Regions from separate parts of the Homo sapiens genome. Here region 2 is linked to region 1. A link is a contact called in ENCODE Hi-C data. All regions are on one chromosome and are shown on one strand. The core of a region is the stretch at or near the end of the contact, and the rest is flanking DNA. Distances in the headings are between cores, read along the strand shown. Region 1 overlaps LOC105369812 (a long non-coding RNA gene). Region 2 overlaps LINC01479 (long intergenic non-protein coding RNA 1479).

The links. A loop is a pair of places that touch in the nucleus more often than their neighbours do. Pooled maps may share reads with other maps.
Region 2: a loop to region 1 is called in a map of heart right ventricle, with 8 times the contacts of the local background. The contact joins two enhancer-like sites. A Hi-C loop is called at or near these places in 36 of 168 maps with a recorded cell type or tissue (GM11168, Right ventricle myocardium inferior, Right ventricle myocardium superior and 18 more) and 22 of 50 pooled maps.

What each region holds. Positions count from the first base shown.
Region 1 is chr12:67,427,537-67,434,440 of GRCh38, reverse strand. The region is part of intron 3 of LOC105369812 (a long non-coding RNA gene); the gene reads right to left. Among named protein-coding and RNA genes, the nearest start is that of LINC02420, 12 kb to the left of the region's middle. Within about 2 kb of position 3,577, at least 14 of the 41 ENCODE cell types and tissues checked have a DNase peak (open chromatin) inside an H3K27ac peak, as active enhancers do; they include gastrocnemius medialis and heart right ventricle, where a contact is called at or near this core.
Region 2 is chr12:67,939,955-67,946,858 of GRCh38, reverse strand. The region is part of intron 2 of LINC01479 (long intergenic non-protein coding RNA 1479); the gene reads right to left. Among named protein-coding and RNA genes, the nearest start is that of LINC01479, 14 kb to the right of the region's middle. Within about 2 kb of position 3,383, at least 2 of the 41 ENCODE cell types and tissues checked have a DNase peak (open chromatin) inside an H3K27ac peak, as active enhancers do; they include gastrocnemius medialis and heart right ventricle, where a contact is called at or near this core.

The sequences.
Region 1 (6,904 bases), core at 2,328-4,827:
CATGAATAAAGAGTCCCTACTGTCCAGAAGCTCTACTCCAGTGAAAAGGAGCAGCCTTTGGGAGAGATGCAGGAAATGAGGCTGAAGGGTGTTTGAGAAAGGGCAGAATGGCCTCATATGCCACTCTGAGGAATTTGTGCTTGATTCTACTGGTCAGGTAAGGATTTCCCAGACTTTGGTATGGAAAACTGTATGGATCAGTTTTTTAAAAGAATTTAATTAAATATTCTTGGTATTGACAACTCATTTTTACTACATTATTTAAATATATACAAACATAAAGCATGTTAAAAAAAACTTCAGATGAATTAAATTTAACAGTGTTTAACTGAGCAATAAGCAATTTGTGAATCAGGCAGCCCTCGGAAGCAGAAGAGGTTCAGAGATCTCGGTCCACAAGGTTGGACAGGCAGCCTTATGGACAGGAAACAGAAGTGAGATACAGAAACAGCTTGATTGGTTACAGCTCAGTGGTTGCTTTATTTGCACATGGTCTGATCAGTTGGTAGCCTGTGATTGGCTGAGACTTTACTCCTAGTTAGGCTTTCAGTTTGTGTGTGTACTAAGTTAGGTTGTAGTTTGTTACCTAGGCACTCAAGGTAGGGAGGCATTCTCAGACCAAATTTAGTTTAACCATGGGGTATAACTTCCCAGTGTGTATACCTTATGCAATTATAAATCCAAAAGAATTATAATGTAAAACCAATTAAATGCAAATTAACAAAATTCATTTAATGCAACGAATATTACTGAAACAAAATGTCTGCTGCCTAGGAATGTGGTACTGACTGTAAGCATGTGGAATATTTTCAGTTCAGGTTGTCTCCGTGACGTGCTGAGCAATGACTCAGTAATGTCACTCCTCCCTAGTCATACTAGCTTGGAACCAACCATTCAAAGAGGCTGTGGTGATGTCACATGGCCAGCACTTCCCTTGTCTATATGTTTGGTTCTGGGGTAATTCTTTTTTTTTCTGTCACCCAGGCTGGAGTGCAGTGGAGCAATCTCAGCTCACTTCAACCTCCATCTCCTGGGTTCAAGCGATTCTTGTGCCTCAGCCTCCCGAGTAGCTGGGACTAGAGACACAAGCCACCATGCTCGGATAATTTTTATATTTTTAATAGAGACAGGTTTCACCATGTTGGCCAGGCTGGTCTCAAACTCCTGACCTCAGGTGATCCACCCACCTTGGCCTCCCAAAGTGCTGGGATTACAGGCATGAGCTACCATGCCCAGCCTGTCTTCAGGGTAATTTTAAATGCAAAGGCAGTTGTAAAGACAAATCAACTGGCAGCATTTAGTTATACAAACAGTCATCCAATGATCTAGAAGATGCATCTATTTAAATTTTAAACTGTCCTTGAAATTAAAGTATTTTTTTTTTAATTTCTGATGATACCTTCAGTCCCAAGAGTACATCACTGAAGCCCTTAGCATGCAGTTTGAGGAAATATTATGTAAGTGCTAGGGTCCTGCAACAGACAGATTTTGGGCAAGGAAGTGACATGATCAGATTTTCATATTAGAGCAATTACACAAGGGGCGGTATGATGGATAGAGTAAAGGAGAGAAAAACTCAGAGTAAGGAGGCCACTTGGGAGACAACTACAATAATTTAGGCAAAGGATGATGAATGATCTAAACAAAGTCAGTGTGAGTGATGAGGCATAAGAGAATAGACTAGAAACGTTGGTAAAAGGCAGAATCTGTAGAACTTAGGGACTGATTAAATGTGGCAGGTGAAGGAGAAGGGGTATTTCAACCTTAGGCAACACTATTAACCCTAGATGGGAATATAAGGAAAGCAAGTTTAATTTCAGATATGGTGACTTGGGGGTGGGGAAGCTGTGAACTATTGGGGTGAGGCCAGTCAAATACAGTGGGCTAGAACTGCAGAGAAAAAGCTTCTATGTGAGGCTAGCGTGCTAGCATGGCTGAGTAGACACCAGCCTACAGAGTGTAATTTCTAGGGCCAAGAAACTCTCATCACCCCTGCCCCCCCACCCCCACCAAATAAAATGTTTCTCCTACCTACAGGTCACTACTACTCCTATCATCTAACTTAATGCTCTGATACTTTTTTTCTTTTGGAGACAGAGTCTCTGTTGCCCAGGTTGGAGTGCAGGGGCACAAAATCATAGCTCACTGCAACCTCAAATTCCTGGACTCAAGTGATTCTCCTACCTCAGCCTCCCGAGTGGCTGGGACTACAGGTGTACACCACTCTGACCGGCTAATTTTTTTGTAAATTTTTGTTTTGCAGAGACGTGGTCTCTCTATATTGACCAGGCTAGTCATGAACTCCTGGCCTCAAGCAATCCTCCCACCTTAGCCTCCTGGAGTGCTGAGGTTTCAGGTGAGAGCCATATCAAAAGAGAGTGACACTTACCCTGGGATTGATGTTCTGGATCCAGAAATGCTCCGGTGGAAACAATGTGGAATTTGCACTCATTCAGATCATAATTTAGATTTCTGCCCTGACACTTACTAGGTATGAAATCCTAGCAAATCATTTATCCTCTCTATCTTGCTTGTAAAATGAGGTTTTAAAACCTTTATCAAAAGCTAGTTAGGAATGTTAAGTAATATAACACATTACAGTATCTAGCACAGTGCTTGCAACATCTTGGCCAACTAATCACGTTCATTCTCAAATATAATGGTTAAGTACATGGAAGAAACCAGACTTCCTGGGTTCAAATCATGTCTCTACAACCTTCTACATGACCTTACGTAAGTAAACTAACCTCTCTGTGTCATAAGGAGATAATGATATTCTGTAATGCATAGAGTTATTGGAGCAATTTGTGAGTCAATGCACATGAAACTCAGAATCGTTTGTCTTGCCCATGGTATGTGCTATCTAAGTGTTAGCTGCTATTGTTGTCATAATTACTCCTTCCTCCCTTCCAATGACTATGCTTCAGATTCTTTCCTGGTCATCGTTTTAATGGAAGGAGAGAAAGATCATGGCATGCTGGGCACCTAAGCCACTGAGTGTGAAACTCCATACGAGAGGGAAAAGGGGGAGTTTGATGGCCCTAAAGGCATTCTTTGACTGCTTCTTAATTTTGTCTAAGACAAATCAGGGTCTGCACTGCCTCAGGGAGGGAAACATAGAGTGACTGAAGTCCAAAGCCTTGTGATAAAATGGAAAGACTGTCATCGGATGTCTGGCCAAGAAGGCAGCTGTCCAGATGCAGGGACTGTGAGTTCTTATGAACTATGACAACACTCACTTTCAATGAACTTTATTTTTCACTTATCAGTGGTTAAATGCCAAAATTACATTGGATTTTGCACCAAACTGGGAAGGGAGGGGGAACAAAAAAACAGCTCAAACTGACTTGCATTTCCCGAGGGCTGAGTCCTGAGAAGTTACAGCTGGGGAAGCCGGATCAGGCGCATGGGCCAGTGAGCAAACACAGATTTTTCTGATATATTAAGCATTATTATGTCAAGTACCTGACCCTAATCAACCAAGGTCATGAACAAACTAGTCCTTTTAACATTTTTATGAAAGAAACTGCTGTGTGCTTTTCTCTCTGGACTCTCTCACTTGGAACACAGATGTGACCCGGCTCTTCCAAGACTTCCCTCACGGAGGCATTAGGCCGATGCCCTGAGCTGAGTTTTTGGTGATTTGCTGCCTCCACTAGGATCGGCGAAGAATATTTTAAAATAAATTTCAATTTGTTTGATCCTGAGAGGATGCAATGACTTTTAGCTCAAAGTGGGACAGAGAGGCCTATTAGAGATGGACACATAATTTTGAGGGGGTAAAAATTTTAGCTCATTAAACTTTTCCCAAATTAAAAAGCACAGAGAGGAGTGGAGTGGAAAGAGCTTCATCTTTGTGGTAAGATAGATTTTAGATCCAATTCCAGGTCTGTCCCCTGCACTGTTTGATTCAGGGCAAGTCACTTAACCCCCTGAGCTCACTGGCGTTAGCTATAAAATAATGACAGCACTACCTACCTCCTAGGCTGCCATAAAACCCATTACGATCTGACCCTGATGGTTTCTCTCCAGCCTCAACTGTAGCCTCTCCCTCCTGAACAGGCCTCCCTTTAAATACCACTTCCTCTAGGAAGTCTTCTTGGATATCACTTCTCCCAGTTAAAGTCTAGGTTGTGTACCCTCCTATGAGCCCAGAGCACCTGTGTGTATCCCATCAATAAACTTAGAAACCATCATGTTGATGTTCCAGATCACCCCTGGACTATAAACTGTTCAAAACAAGATCAGGCTCTTCTAATTGCAGGTGTCTCCAGAGCTTAATGCAAGGCCAGACACACATGAAGCCTTCTATATGCTTTTGTAAAATGAATGAAGACTGGTAAACATTGCTATTCTGTTGCTATTTATATGGTCCTCAGATGAAAGTTACTCCATACGAAGTCTGACATACTAAAGCATTCTCCAGGATGCTTTTCTGAGTTGCCATGCCTGATTCTTGATGTTGTTCTCACCACCAGACTACCCCCTTTATTCTTTATTCTAGACTCCACTTGCCCTTGAAGCTGAGACTACTGGCTTTCCTCACTGCCTACCTAAGACACCTCAGCCAGGATTCCAAACAAAGTTCAATGTCTGCACTCTCCTTGCCCTTGCAGATCTAGCAGGGCCCCCTCAATTCTGTCTCTGCCAAATCCCATTCAATAGGATACACAAAATTCACTCTGACTTGCTGTCTTTGAAAGCATGAAGGACGTGACAGTCTCATTGGTCTTTACTGAAGAAAGATCTAACCCAAGCATCCTCTTCTCCTACTGCCCAGGTATGGGTCAGATTCTTTAAGAATATATTGGGAAGGGGGAGATTTATTTCACATTACTTCTCTGAATTGGAACTTGCTCTGAGCACCCTGTTGTTCTCCTTTCTACTTCCGTAGGCCTCTCCTCCATTGATCACTATCCAGAACTCCCAGACAATCCCCTTAGATGGATACTTCTCCCTTTTCAAGGATTCAGACAAGAGGTTGATGTGGTACTGGCTATACTTCAATCAAGTGCCCAGACCCTTCATTCTCCATAGCATCACCACAGAGGAGCAAAAGGCATGGGTCTCGTCTGAACAACCAGGGTAACTCAAGGAGCCAACACCACATTTTCTTCTTATGGAACTTAAATCTGTACACATCACCTAAAGGAAAATTATCCAAAAAGGTAGACTTTCCTCATGGGGTTTCCATCATGGACACAAGCTTGTTCCTACACAGTGTCTCACATCTCCAAAACAATGTGTTCTTCCCACTCTGCAGAGTGGCAAAAACAAGATTTGATACCCAACTCACTACTCAGACTTGATCTTGACCTTGGAGCCATTCCTTCCCTAGGGGTACATTTCCTTAATTATGCATCATTCAGACTAAGGAAATTCAGAGGAGCTTCATCAGGAAGTCAGCAATGGGGGAACATCTCTATTCCTCAGTGCAGTCCAGCCTTATGGTAGAGGAGTGCAGTGGCCCAAAGAAGGAATTCTGAAATGAAGCAACCAGGACTTGAAGATGTCTTCTCCCAGCTTTGTGACCTCCTCATGTTACTTCCTGCACCTCAGTCTCCTTTTCTGTGATATGGTGATGATTATAGTGAGGCTTTAAAGAGTTAACACACATATAGAGCACACCTTAGCAAAGATGTGCTCCATAAATTTTATATATAGTTTTCCGCCAGTGTAGACATGGCTATTATTTTTCTGTTTATCTAGCAAATAATCGTTGAAGCAGATATATACACATTCACAGACACCTCCTGAGGGCAAACACTAATTTCCAGAGACAGTAAAATCTGGAAATATTTTTCTAAATGACTCATGAGGAAGTCTCAAAGTGCAGTCAACACAGCAAGCTCACTCCTGATGAACTTTCAACCTACACATTTTCATTAGGTGCAAATGGGATTTTCCTGCTCTCTCTGCATTTTGGCTGAAGCCCCTAAAGTGAAAACAATAAGTAGCAAGCACCTCTATCCCCAATCCTACAGAGACCTGCTGGATCCCAGGGCTCACTAGAAGGTGCCCAAACTGATCTTTCACCTCCAGAGTATGTAAAGGAAGACTTGAAAGTCCCCAAGAGAGCTCGTTGAAGGGAATGCCTGAGAATCGAGATCCCTTGGCTTTTCTCTCCCACTGGAGAACTTGACATGTGTCCTTGAAGACTTGAGGACATAGTTGAACAGAGACCACAGCCTGCCTCATGTTGAGACAATTTCTGAGGTCAGGAACCTGCCAAGAACTGCCAAGAGGGCAGGCGAGGACAGAGGCAGCAGGGGAAGCAGCCTTATTTTCCTTGGTGGGGTAGAGCAGGAATGCAGGGGTTCCTGCAAGCCTGGTGGACACCATGGAATCTATCCTGAAACATCTTGAAAGGAGCCCACCTTATAGGGTGGCCTGCCAGAGCAAGGAGATATTAGCAGTGAGAAGCTGGAGTACAACCGCTAAGACAGGAGTTGGGGTGGAAGAAGGAAAGTGGGACGCATGGGGTCGGCTGAAGAGCATGCACCAATAGCAGTAAACTAGTACATCAGAAAAGTCCCAATGCATAGGATCCACAAATGCACATCATGGAAAAGTGTAATGAAGGGCCCAGCATCTGGGCAAAGCCAGCCAAGACAGAGCCACAAAGAGCACCAGATACTTTAAAAAGGCTGCCCATCTTCTGTTTCCCTTTCTGCCCCACTCCCCTACCATGGAGAAACCAAAAGCAGCAAGGCAAATCGGGGAGGAGGAGTGAGTCAGGAACAAGTGAAAAAACAGACCATGAGACCAGACTCTCCTTTCCTATTTTGGGAACCCCAGCAAGGGTCAGGCCCGGGCTGTGAAAATGAGAGAAGATGTGAAGAGACAAAGGCTTTGATTTAGACTCTATTGGGTCTTTTCGTACTTATAGATGAGTCATAATCCT
Region 2 (6,904 bases), core at 2,134-4,633, 510 kb before region 1:
CCAAGGTACCCACTAAATCAGCTTTCTACCAGCCCCTGTGTACTTGGTGTCTATGTGAACTGGACTCTCCTACTGACTGTCTATTGCAGTTCCTTGAATTCCAAGTTGGCTTGATGATGTGTGGGGAAGGTGGTGCTGGTTCCCTGTCTACTCCTTGCCCCTTCCTCTGTGTCTCAAACCTTGGGTTTCATCGTCCCAGTTCACTGTGGTGACACAACTTCACATAGCTATGTCCTTTGAAACCGTGACCCAAGGAATAGTATGACCTTGAAGACCGCTTATATTTGAATTGCCTCCAATTCTGCATCCCAGCTGCTGGATTGGATTCTCCTGCATATAGATACTGATGCTGGTTTGCATGGAGCCTGAGCTTGCAACAGTGGAGATTAGAATTCTGGTTGCTGCTCCTTTGGGGGCAAGTCCTCATGTCATAACTATACAGCCTTAGTGTCCCCTTTCTCCTGATCCACGTGGGGCTTAGATCAAGCTGATCCATCCGGCACATTGAATATTTAAGAACATGGATGCTACAGTTAGACAGTCCTGGATTCAAATTTCTGCTCTACCAATTATCGACTGTGACATTCTGCAGTCCCTTAACCTCTAAATGCTCATCTCTTTCTCTGGAAAAATGAGGTTTCCATAGCACCTCCTTCATTTCTAGTTTATGGATTTTTACTAAGATAAATGCAGGAAAAACGCCTGGGATATTATGGTGTGCAGTAAGTACTGAAGAAATGGAAGCTTAAACAAAAGTATAAAGTACGAATAACATTTCAGATACTCAAAGCCATTTCCAGACTAAAGTGAGCTGCAGAGAAAGAAATAGCCTAAAGTGTGCTTTTATCATTAATAATGTTTTGACCGTTTGTTACCCTGATGTTTTTTGGCCACCTGATAAAGCCCTGTGAGGATGGTATGTGGGAGGATTATGGCCTATAGAAATGGAATAATCTTCTTGTATTCTTGCTATTTTCATCCTGTCTACAATTCATGAGCCATTTATTCAACTTTCATTTGTTCATCCAAAAATATTTTGCACAATGTACCGCACTGCACCACAGTAGGCACCTGGGCTCAGTGAGGTGAGATGGGATTTACAGGTTATGTTAAGAAGCTGGATTTTTGGCCGGGCGCGGTGGCTCACGCCTGTAATCCCAGCACTTTGGGAGGCCGAGGCAGGTGGATCACGAGGTCTGGAGTTTGAGACCATCCTGGCCAACATGGTGAAACCCCATCTCTACTAAAAATACAAAAAATGAGCTGGGTGTGATGGCACATGCCCGTAGTCCCAGCTACTCAGGAGGCTGAGGCAGGAGAATTGCTTGAACCCAGGAGGTGGAGGTTGCAGTAAGCCCAGATCGCGCCACTGCACTCCAGCCTAGTGACAGAGCGAGACTCCGTCTCACAAAAAAAAAAAAAAAGCTAGATTTTTTTTTCTGCAGGTAATGTGGAGGCATCAAAGAAACTCGATTATGGAAAGATCTTTATATTGCATATCTGCATGTTGATAAGACCACTCTGGGGACAATGTGGATAATGGGCTTGTAGGGGAAGTGACCAGTGACAGGCAGACAACTAGATCTCATGTGAGAGCGTATGTTGTGCTAGTTTATGTCTTTGAGGCTTTGTGCTACCCAGAATGCCCTTCCCATGCTCCTTCCTCAGCCCCTCCTCCTCCAGGAAGCCTTCCCACACTCGTTCACAAACTGTAAATCCAGTGGCATTACTCTGTGCTCCCAGAACTCTGTGCTTACCCCCATCTTAGCACTTACTAAAACATACCAAAATGAAGTAAAGTCTTCCTTGTATTTTCCACCAGATTTTAAGTAGTTTGAGGCCAGGACATACATCTTCTTCATTGTATCCCCAAAGCCCACTTCAGTGCACAGTGCATACTAGATGCTCAGTTAACATTTAATTAACAATTAAATAGGCTGGGCTAGTAGTCAAAGACTACACAGCGTGACTCCACCCATGAAAGTCATAGTTTAACAGAAGAAAAACAGACATGACAATATATTATTACAATGCAATGGGATGGTAGAAATCTATATAAATGTCTGTACAAATACAATAAAACATAATGGCTAACTGGGTAGGGGAGAAAAATAGGGAGAATGATGGTCCAGTGCCATGTCTGCACCCTGGAGCAGTGGAGCCCACTGGGACCTCTGGCCTCAGAATCAGGGCTAGTCTGTATAACATCATCTGTGGATTCCAACTCCAAGGAGCAAGTCACTCCTTATGTTTCAGTTAGTTTCAGTGGACCCGGAGCCTGCAAGGGTCTCAACTTGTAGGGTGTGAACCCCACTGTTGGCAAAGGGGCTGGACCACAGCAGGGAAAGACCGCTGCTTAATTGGCTGTGCCAGCGTCATGTTTACAGTTGAGGGCTCACTTGTCTGCATTCTTAAAAATCTGTTTTAGAATTCAGTCCTTTAGCATTGTTCATGTTCTCTGTATTTTCTCAAAAATGTATAACAGCACTTTCTTTTGTGATTCCCTCTGAACCCTTGGTTGGAATTTGCCTAGAATCAGCACCTTCAACTCATTTAAAATTGTCACGTGACTCACATTGTCTTCTAGTATTTTTGTTATATTTTGATTTTTAATTTAACGTGTTAATTACTATGTTTATTTTGCTTTGTTACTTTGGTTGATTTTTTTTTTGACAGCACGTACTGCAGATAGCAAATCATCAGCTTATTTTTAGAGCAATGCCAACTCAGTAATGACTCCATCCGAATAGATCCATTTAGTGGGAAAAACAAATTGATATAAAAAGATGCATAGACAGGGATGAAAGAACAGGAATTGCAAAGTGAGAAAGGCATTTTATAATTTATGACAATGAGAACTATCTTTTGTTTAAAAACATTTAAATTTGGATCTATCTTGGATTTCAAAATCATCAAAACATGTTTATTCTGCCCTTTCAAATACAAGTGGAAAAGAGAGAAACAAAATATGAATTGAGCCTTTGTTTGGACTGCCCCTGGTTCTCATTCCTTCTCTGCTTCAAGGTGGTCTTACCTTTCTTTCCATTTCTTGATATGAACACAGCCAAATAAATACATAAAAATAGAAGCCTTCATTGCTGATCTTGTCTCTTCTGTGATTCCAACCTATTCCCTCAATCACCTCCTTCCCTCTCTCCCTTGTTCTTCTCTTTCTCACTTCCTCTCTCTAATTAGTTGTTTTTCAGGCCAAACTGGGCATGGGTTTGCTTTAGTATCATTGGGATGAAATGGGTTGAAAAGAGAACTTGGAATAATGAGGGCTGTCTTGGGCTAAAGCATGACAATAACAGAGGCACACACTCCACTGTATTAAAATAGCACTTGGTTCCGATCTCGGTCACTAGGTGTCGCTAAGTAATCTAATTAAATACCTGGTTTATGACCAACAAATTTGAGTAGACATTGAGCTGAGTGAGGCAGAAATAAAAATTAAGGACATGTGGCCTACATAAAATCCCGTTATCCACAACAGCTATTTTAGAACAGCAGGATTAGTACCTGGAATATGAATTGGAAAGTTCATGAATTAAAAAGAACCTACGAAAGTGCTTAGCCTTTATTGGGGAAAATGAATAAATCCTTTCTATTTTATGTGCCCTTCCTTTTCTTCCTCTCCTATTAAATTGGACATCCTGCTGCCTGCATTTTCATGAGCATAACTGGATTTTATGTGGTCTAAATGTACTGGCTGGGCTGTTTGCATCTAATCCTTCCTCAGTTCATATATTTTCTTGTTAAACTTTTTTTAGAGCCTGTTTTAACCTGAACTACCTGAAAAGCAAGCTGGATGAACATAATGCCTATTCTTAGTGGAATATCTTTGAGTGAACTCCTACTCCTATGCATCCTTCAAGGCAGATCAAATGTTTTCTAGTCTGTCAAACGTGACCGCAGGCAGTTCTTTTTGCCTTGTTCCCAGAACACAGCTGCATCTTCTTCCATGTGCCATTTTTTTTGCCTTACATGGTAATTAATGGTTCATGTATCTGTCTTCGCCACATACTGTGAGCTCCCTAAGGACAGGGACAAGTTGAGGAAAGTGACTGCTCAACATTTGCTACTGTTGCTACTTATAGCTCTTCTAGTGGTGTAGCCTATAGTAAATTCAGCACACAATTACCAGTTTCCCTAAGCATTTCAGTAGAATCTTCTCATGTCATTTCAGCAGGAGTTAAACTGGTTGTGTGTGTTTTGTGGTTTATAATATTGTGTGCTTAGAAAGCAAAATTAAGGGCTCACTAAATTGATGTGGAAAGAGATTTTATGTTGTGTGTGTGTATGTGTTTGGATGGGGTCTTCAAATGTTTGTTAAAGGAGTTGTTTATTCATCCATTGCCAATCCTTTTAAAAACAGTTACACAGCAGAGAAGGGGGATTGTATTTAGAGGAGACGCTAAATCAACACCTAAATTAAGGGTAAGCTTTTAGGCAAATTACTGTGTTTTTCTTTCCTGAGAGAAATAACTGGAGATTAGGAAACATCTTTTCTTAAAGAGTTTAATGTACTTCCAAATTCAAACAAATATTTAAAATGTTACAGTAATTTCATCTAAATCTTCTGTGTGTGTCCATAATTTTCTAAAATAAGTGGTAAATCACTTTAGGAAACCTATAACAGAGTGAAAATCAGCACACATTATTCGGGTTTACTGTGTGCGTGATGCTTTGTTGAAGGAGGGAGGAGATAGAAACATGTCTGTCCCGCAAGAAGTTCACAATTGGTGTGGCCACGGATAAAACATGTAAATACAATTTGCTACTAGCCAGGAACCAAAAAGAAGACTTGAGTTCCACAAAGGACGATGAGATTTACAAGGAGTTTTCCCAGAGGCATGACGTTTGAACTAGCATTTTACCATCTTTGCAGACAGGAATCTTCATAGTTTCTACTTACTTTATGGTTTAGCTAAATTGAAGCACTAAAGGATTCACGCAATGTTTACCTAGAGTTTAAAAAACCTTGATTTTAACATTTTTATTAACGGATTGGGTGTATGTTTTAATCTAAATGATAAAGCTATTAGAGTAAATCAAGATGACTATTTTCTCTCATATTGACCTGTCCCTAACCTAAGCGGGTTTCAAACTTTGGCATACTTTGAAATTATCAATACACTTGTTAAAATACAGATTCCTCGCCAAACTTAAAGAATCTCAACCTCCTGGGATGGAGAGGCAATGTGCTTTTAAAAAGGGTTCCATGTGAATCTGGTTTAAAACCATTAAGCAATTGGATAAATCAGAGGTAAAATTTGGCCTCTATATATGCTATAGATTATGGATATGCTATAAGTTAGTAACACTATCTTCTGATCTACTAATGAATATTCCCCTTGAGGGGAGATAAGGAAAAGTTATTAAGCACTCTACTGTAATAGGTAATAAGTAATAAGTCGGCTGACCCCCTGCTCATAGCCAGCTTCCCTCAACCCCAGAAAGATCAATTTTTAAAACATGTTTCCTGCAAGACAACTATTTAAGTTATTTCCATTAAAATAAAAAGACATGGTGATTTTCTCACATGTCTGCTTTGAACTGGCTGCTGACAACTCAATTTCCGGGGAAGAAGGGAAGAGCTGGCTCTCTGGTACTGATAATCTCTTTCACCTTCATCCAGCACTCAGCTTCTTCCGGCATTCCTGTATCAGAAAGCAAACACGGGCAACTCTAAACCTTAACACTCACATGCCTCTTAGTTGGTGTCACTGAGTTCCCTTGAGCAGGCATTTGGAGGTGAGACAGCTCTTAAAAGTAATCAAATTGCATAAACCACTCCTTTTGCAAATGGACAGTGGGAATTTAGCCAAGCACAGAGGAGAAAACTTCTGACAAATGTGATCCTATAGCAGGGCTACTTAACTTATGCTTGAGGACAATGTTCGGTATGACCAAGATAAAGCTTGGTAGGACTAATTCCTGCTGACCAAAGAATTAAGAGAGCACCAGGACCTGAGATGAGTCAGTCTAATTCAATCCTGACATGATCCCAGAAACTAATGTCACAACATTTCTGATCCTTAGCTAATAGGGGCATTGTTAACAACATCAGCTGCTCTGTTGTGGTTGTTACTGACTGGCACAAAGTGGATGGATTCGTTTTCCTTTGCTGGGCACCTCAAAACATAACTACTAGTTGCAGAACATTGTTAAGAAAATACTTGTAAGATAGTTTTACAAGTGGATTTGCATATAGTATTTGTTACCAAAAAGCGATGGTACTGTAAATTTTGTTTTTTCAAATTTATATTGGCAATTGTAGTCTCTGAGAACACTTAAATAAATGAAAGCAGGACTTTTACCATTATGCTTTCAAGATTGAGAACCCTGAGTTCAAAAGCTGATACTCTAAAAACACCTAGATTGAATGAACACTTTTCAAAAACCAATAGGAGTAATAAATACAACCTTAAAATTTATCAACTGACTTTTCTTCGAATGAAATTGTTGTTAGAAAAATATAAGCATTTGTATAATTAAAAAAATAAAAATCCATCATGAACCTGTAATCGAACATTTTGGCCCTTGTATTTGCTTATTTTAAAATGGGTCCATTTTTGCATGTTTGTGTATATACTTCCAGTAATGACAATTTAGTGTGTCTATACAGTCCAGAAATGACAATTTAGTGTCTATCTTACCAGAATTACAAAGCAATTCTGAAACAAAGGTCATGAGAGAGTCCCATTACCTTCTCCAAAGGGTGCCAGGACAACTTTTCTATTATATTTTCTCCCAGAAACCTTTACTGTTCCTTGTTTATAATAACCATTATTTTTCTGAAAAAGACAGTATACAGCCCAAGCGTTAACATTAGTTTTGTAACTCTATTTTTATGAAAGCTATTTCAGCAGCTAGAGAAACTGACTTAGCTGGCCCCCAAACA